Linked DNA regions of Homo sapiens: region 1 is linked to region 2. A link is a contact called in ENCODE Hi-C data. All regions are on one chromosome and are shown on one strand. Each heading gives the region's core, a stretch centred on a gene start or an enhancer-like site at or near the end of the contact. The rest is flanking DNA. Distances are from core to core; before and after follow the strand shown. Region 1 overlaps LINC02145 (long intergenic non-protein coding RNA 2145). Region 2 holds the start of UBE2QL1 (ubiquitin conjugating enzyme E2 QL1).

Evidence for each region. A loop is a pair of places that touch in the nucleus more often than their neighbours do. Pooled maps may share reads with other maps.
Region 1: a map of heart right ventricle shows a loop between it and region 2 (2.5-fold over the local background). The contact joins the enhancer-like site here to the promoter of UBE2QL1 in region 2. A Hi-C loop is called at or near these places in 3 of 168 maps with a recorded cell type or tissue (heart left ventricle and heart right ventricle) and 1 of 50 pooled maps.

What each region holds. Positions count from the first base shown.
Region 1 is chr5:6,310,784-6,313,957 of GRCh38, reverse strand. It overlaps LINC02145 (long intergenic non-protein coding RNA 2145), which reads left to right. Exons shown (of 2, transcript NR_028351.1): 2 at 1,242-3,174. Among named protein-coding and RNA genes, the nearest start is that of LINC02145, 25 kb to the left of the region's middle. Within about 2 kb of position 1,682, at least 2 of the 41 ENCODE cell types and tissues checked have a DNase peak (open chromatin) inside an H3K27ac peak, as active enhancers do; they include heart right ventricle, where a contact is called at or near this core.
Region 2 is chr5:6,447,581-6,450,916 of GRCh38, reverse strand. It overlaps UBE2QL1 (ubiquitin conjugating enzyme E2 QL1), which reads right to left and starts at 2,058. Exons shown (of 2, transcript NM_001145161.3): 1 at 1,670-2,058. The coding sequence starts at 2,023. It overlaps LOC105374639 (a long non-coding RNA gene), which reads right to left and starts at 1,580. Exons shown (of 2, transcript XR_007058679.1): 1 at 1-1,580. RefSeq lists a silencer at 2,026-2,095.

The DNA.
Region 1 (3,174 bases), core at 433-2,932, 140 kb after region 2:
GGCCCCCAGGAGTGAGCATCAGAGGATGTGGGGCCCCCAGGAGGGAGCATCAGAGGATGTGGGTCCCCCAGGAGGGAGCATCAAAGGATGTGGGAGCACCCAAGAGGGAGGACAAATGATGTGGGGCCCCCAGGAGGGAGCATCAGAGGATGTGGGGCCCCCAAGAGGGAGGACAAATGATGTGGGAGTCCCCGGGAGGGAGAATCAGAGGATGTGGGAACCCCCAGGAAGGAGCATCAGAGGATTTTAGCGCCCCCAGGAGAGAGCATCAGAGGTCCTAGGAGCACTTGAGAATGCTTCTGCCATTGGTGAAGAGGGAACAGGTAGAATCAATTTCTCACCATGGATGTTGGCCAGGACCCAAAATATTCATACTAAAGCATTCCCCTTCCATGACACCATGATTTGTAATTTCCCTAAATGTGTCAATCACATGGGAAGGACGGACATGGGGCTGAATGAGATGCATGGAATTGGGTAAATGAAGAGCTCTAAACAGAGTGTAAATTCCACTGAATTCCATTATAGAGTTAGAACCATCCATTTTTGAGTTTCCAAGTTTGTGACCACAAATTTTAAATTTACCATATTACTAATTGACACAACTACCTTCTCTAACATTGGACAAGAAGTTCAGTAAATCAGATAGTCTTCTGGCTGGGTCTTGTAGGATAGTTCTCAATTTGTCCTGATTTATGATATATTTTCCAACCTGTGTACTTACTGTGAACATCAGTGGGCCTTGGCTTAAGGGAAAACAAGAAAACCTGCAGAGAAATATAATCCAAAATCACTTTTCACCTTTCTTCATCGAATCCTCAATGGGTGTCCACCACTAACTGAACTTTAAGTAAGAAACACGTCTATACCAAGCGTCAGGGCCAGATACTCCGGTTACCAAAGGTGGAGAGGCTTTGGCGGTGGGGGATGGGGTGTCACAGAGTCAGCCTCAAAGGTGTATCACAGGGCTGGGCAGAGACCAATGTTGCCTTCTGGGCCAGCTACACACTGGCCACATCCTTTTATTTTCTTCTTTACTGAGTTATAATTAAGAAATAGGAATTGTGTATATTTAGGGTGTACAACTTGATGTTTTGATATATGTGTACATTACAAAACATCACCACAATTAAGCTAATTGACATGTCCATTACATCACAGTTACTTTTGTCTCTCTCTCTCTCTCTCTCTGTGTGTGTGTGTGTGTGTGTGTGTGTGTGTGTGTGGTGAGAACACTCTAGATCTACCTCTTTGCTTTAAAAAGGAAGAAAATCCTCCATCCAACAACGTAGATGGCCCTGGAGGATGTTATGCCAAGTGCAAGAAGAAACGAGAAGGACAAATGCTACATGATCTCATTCCTATGGGCCCTGCAACAGCCACATCCTTCTTGACTGAAGACATTGGCCTTGCCTTCTATCAGGTTTCCCCTCTCCTGGGGTTCCTCTGCCTGCTCTCTCAAGACACATGGAACATGTACACGTGCCCAAGATGGATCGGCCGCTCAGCCGAGCCTCCCAGTGCTGCCTGCCAGGCTGGAGGGACCCGTCTTCTAGGGACATTGCACTCCCCTGCTCTTCTGAGCTGACCCAGTCTTGAACCCCCCCTTTTTTTCTGGCTCATGTGGTGCTGCCTGGTGTCAGAGCCTGGCCTTCTCATATCTGCCTTGTCCCTGCACAGCCTGAACGCAGGCCCCCAGAATAGTCCTGGCTCAGGGCCTGGAAAAAAAATCACCTAGTCAGAACACCAAATTACAACTCAGAAGGTTGCTTAGTGAGCATAAAATTGGAGCAAAGAGAAGTGGATATTCTGAAGGGATGCTTCCGATGTGCTGTGGTAGCAAGATGCATTGTTCTTTTCGACTCTGGGGCTATTTCCAGAAAAAGACCTGGGAGGGGACCTCTAAAATTGGGACATCCATCCTCCCAGACAGTGCTGAAGGGCATGAATGCACTCCTCCCTCTCCTTCCTTTGTTTAAAATATTCCTATCATTCTCCAAAGGCCTCCGCAATTACAGCATTATGCATTACAGGTTTCAAGATTGCATTTAATCTTTTATTAGTTCCATCTGCATCACTTGCTTCCTGATGAGATTTTGAGGAGTTGCCTTAATCTCATCAGCCCTGTATTTACAGATCTTATCCTCATAGGATTGCCTCTGGGAAGATTTTTGCTGATGGGCAAATCTAACCATTAGAGTCAAGGCCTGGATTTCATGCCACTAATCATGTCCATAGCCTGCATGCGGACAGATCACCTGCCCCCCTCGGGTTCCCAGGGCCTCCTGCTCCCAAGCTCCTCTGCCTATTTGCCCACAGGCTTTGCTTCTCTCCCAATGCAAGTGTGGCTTCCTCAGAGGCAGGTCTCTGAGTCTCCTGGCCAGGAAAGACCCTCTGATATGAACCTGTAGCACTGCACACCTCCCTTCATAGTGCCCAGCCGTCGTTATTCTTCCCACCTTTAGGGTTTGAGTAGATGACTGTGTGTATTCATTTCCTAGGGCTACTGTGACAAAACATAGATTAGGTGGGTCCTACAGTTCTGGAGGCCAGAAGTCCAAGATGAAGGTGCCCTCAGGGGAGGATCTGTCCCATCTCTCTCCCTAAGGCTCCCTTAAGACTCTAGGGAGGATCTGTCCTGTGCCTCTCTCTGTTGCCCAGGCTGGAGTGCAATGGCATGATCTCGACTCACTGCAGCCTCCGCCTCCTGGGTTCAAGTGATTCTCCTGCCTTAGCCTCCTGAGTAGCTGTGACTACAGGCGCCCAACACCACGCCTGGCTAATTTTTGTATTTTTAGTAGAGGTGGGGTTTCACCAGGTTGGCCAGGCTTGTCTCAAACTCCTGACCTCAAATCATCTGCCTGCCTCGGCCTCCCAAAGTGCTAGGATTACAGGCATCAGCCACCACGCCTGGCCCTCTCCCAGTTTCTGTTGGCCACAGAGGTCCCTTGGCTTGTTTCCACACTGTGCACTCTAATCCTCCATCTTCACATGGCCGTCTTCTCTCTGCATTGTCACATCATCTTCTCTCTGTGTATGATGGTGCCCACGTTTCCCCTTGTTTTAAGGACACCAGACATATTGGTTAGGGCCCAAACCCTGAGGCCATTAGGCCTGATTTTACCTTGATTATCTCTGTTGGGACCTTCTTTCCAAATAAGATCACATTCTGAA
Region 2 (3,336 bases), core at 809-3,308:
ACATGAACCTTTCATCAGACTCAACATGTAACTGCAGGATGGAAAATAAACCTCTGATATTAAAGCACTAAGCCTCCCTCAGCTGAAGATGTTTTTCTAGAGTTGTTACACCTATGCTATTTCTAACTCGGGAAATGTGTGGAACCTAAACCTTAGAAAAGAAGGACTGGCAGGATGGGTCAGGAATTACCTGACCTTCTCTGCTGGAGTTAGGATGCTATTTGTTTGGAATCCCAGGGGTTCCAGCTTTAGTGAAATTGGCAGAACAAGCATTATTTGATTAGTGTGAAAGAGCCTGCAGTGAAAGTGCCAGGCAGGGAAGAAGTGATGGCTTCTGATAGGCCGCCTGTAGAAAGATCAAGCCGAGGTCATTTGGGGTCTTTTAAAGAAAACGATGATTTTTTCATAAATCTAAAAGATGCCCACACAGCAATGTAATTTTCTTAAGTAATGCTTAATATTGATTCAGGAAAACACCAGAGAACTCAACCGCAGTCGACAGCATATAATTCGAGCAGATAACACCATCACGCACTCACCCTGCTCTCAAGTACTTTGGGGTTTCTTTGCGTAAAGCTGCCATCTGATGCAATAGGTGAGAAGGCTCAGGAGAACTGTTTGGCCCTTCGTTTCGTATTTCGTTAAAATCTTTAGCCCTGATAAAGGATTTAACTGCTTGGGGCAGTGAGGTAAGGGGATGAAGAAAAAGAAGCAGGTCTGAAAGAGACCAAGACCTGGAACGTCTACCCCAGAGGTGGTGGTCCTAAGGGGTTCGGGGAAGGAAGGGGGTGCTCTGAGGGGAAAACAGGCATTGCCGTGGGGGGGGGGGGTCTGGTCTTGTCTCTTAAGGGAATGCCCAAACCACACCGCCGCCTCTCTAGAGTGAGTTCCCAAGAGCAAAATTTCCACCTTTCCAGGAGAGGCAGCCCAGAAGAAGGCAGGGGGCGGATTTACAAGCAGGCAGCTGTCCCTCCCCACGGCACCCACCTGCAGATCTCCCACCCGAGTCCCCTGCGGAGGAGCCTTGTGTGTGTGTGTGTGGGGGGGGTTGGGGAGGTGGGAGATCAGCTAGGTTGGACACTTAAATCCTGAGGTCCAGAAAAAGTTCTCACCTTCATAGAGATTATAGGGACAGGAGATTGAGGAGCAGACAAGAGAGGGGCGAGAAAAGGTGAGACGGAGGGGAAAGAAGAGTAGGGGAGCCAGGGAGGGTGGAGAAGGAAAAAATGAAAAAGGAACGGGGGTGGGAATAGATGGGGGGACAGAGAAAGGGGTGAGAGGAGAAAGAGTCCAGGAGGAAAGGGAGAGGAGGGTATGGGAGAGGGAGGCTAAGGAAGAGGGATGGAAGAGAACTATGAAGGGATGAGGAGAGAATGAGCAAGCTAGAGAGACCAGAGAGACGGCAGAGACCGATACCAGAGAGACGGGCAGAGACTGAGACCAGACGGGGACGGGAGAGACGGGACGGAAAGCAGGGGCAGGAAGAAAACGCTCAGGGAAAAGAGGTGGAGGCGCTCGGAGCATCCCCGTGGGGCGCTGGTGTAGTCAGAGCAGGGAGCGAGATGGCCGGAGGGGCCGGCGCTGGCCCTCACCACGGGGCCCGGGCGCCCGGCGGCGCTGCAGACCCGATCTCGGCCCCGCGCCCCCAGCCCCGGCGCGCTCGCCTTACCTGGCCCTTGACCAGGCTGGCTGCGAACTGGCGCATGACGGCCTCCACGGTGTAGGCGCTGGACCAGCCGCGCGGCGTGAGCAGCTCCATGCAGATGGCGCCGCCGTCCAGCACGTAGCCGTTCTCCAGGCGCGGGCTGAGCACCCGCATGAAGGGCGGCGAGAAGGGGAAGTTGTCGGGGAAGGTGAGGTTGAGCAGGATGAACTCGGTGTTGGTCTCCTTCATGTCCTGCCACAGCACCGAGTCCTTGTCCACCTGGTGCAGCTTCACGTTCCAGTCGAACAGGCTCTCGTCCACCAGCTCCACGGAGATGAAGCGGTCGCTAAGGCGCGCGATGTCCTGCAGCTCCTTCATGAGCCGCCGGCTGCGCACCTGCGTGCAGTGTTGCTGGCGCGCCGCGGGGACCAGGCTGCCGCCCGCCGCCGCCGCCACCGCCGGGCCCGGCCCCGCCCTGGCGCCCGCTGCCCTCTCGCGGGGGCCCCCGGCCCCCGCCGCAGCCGCCGCCGCCGCCGCCGCAGCCGCCGGCGCCTTGTCGCGCGGGGCCAGCTCCGCCGCGCGCTTGCCCTTTCCCTTGCCGGGTCCCGGGCTGGCGTCGCCCGCGCCCCCGGGGTGCTGCTGCTGCTGCCACTGTGTGGTGTGTGTGTGCGAGCGTGGTGTGTGTGCATGTGATGTGTGAGTGTGGTGTGTGGTGTGTATGTATGTATGGTGTGAGTGTGGTGTGGTGTGTGTGTGAGTGTAGTGTGTGTAGTGTGTGGTGTTTGCATGGTGTGTGTGAGCATAGTGTATGAGTGTGTCGTGTGTGAATGTGTGATGTGTGTGTGGTGTGTGTGGGGTGTGAGTATGGTGTATGAGTGTGTGGTGTGTGTGCATGTGTGTGCTTGTGTGATGTGTGAATGTGTGATATGTGTGGTGTGTGTGTGGGGTGTGTGAGCGTGGTGTATGAGTGTGTGATATGTGTGTGCGTGTATGTGGTGTTAGTGTGTGAGTGTGTGGTGTGTGACTGGGATGTGGTGTGAGGGTGTGGTGTGTGTGTGCTGTGTATGTAATGTGTGTATGGTGTGTGTGAGAGTGATGTGTGAGTGTGTGAGGGTGTTTTGTGTGTGGTGTGAGGGTGATGTGTGTGGTGTGTGTGTGTGGTGTGTGTGTGGTGTGTGTGAGTAGTGTGTGTAATTGTGTGTAGTGTGTGGTGTGTGTGGTGTGTTGTGTGTGAGCGTGGTGTGTGTGCTTTGTGTGAATGTGTGGTGTCTGAGTGTGGTGTGTGGTGTGTGTGGTGTTTGCATGGTGTATGTGAGCATAGTGTATGAGTGTGTAGTGTGTGAATGTGTGGTGTGTGTGGTATGTGTCGTGTGTGTGGTGTATGAGTGTGTGGTGTGTGTGTAGTGTGTGTGCATGTGTGTGCTTGTGTGTGGTGTGTGAATGCATGATATGTGTGGTGTGTGTGGGGGTGTGTGAGCGTGGTGTATGAGTGTGTGGTGTGTGTGTAGTGTGTGCGTGTGTGTGGTGTTTGTGTGTGTGTGGTGTGTGACTGATGTGGTGTGTGTGTGGTGTGTTTGTGGTGTGTGTGTGAGGGTGTGTGTGGTGTATGAGTGTGTGGGAATGTGTGTAGTGTGTGCGTGTGTGCGGTGTGTGTGATGTGTGTGTGATGTGTGTGGTATGAGTGTAATGTT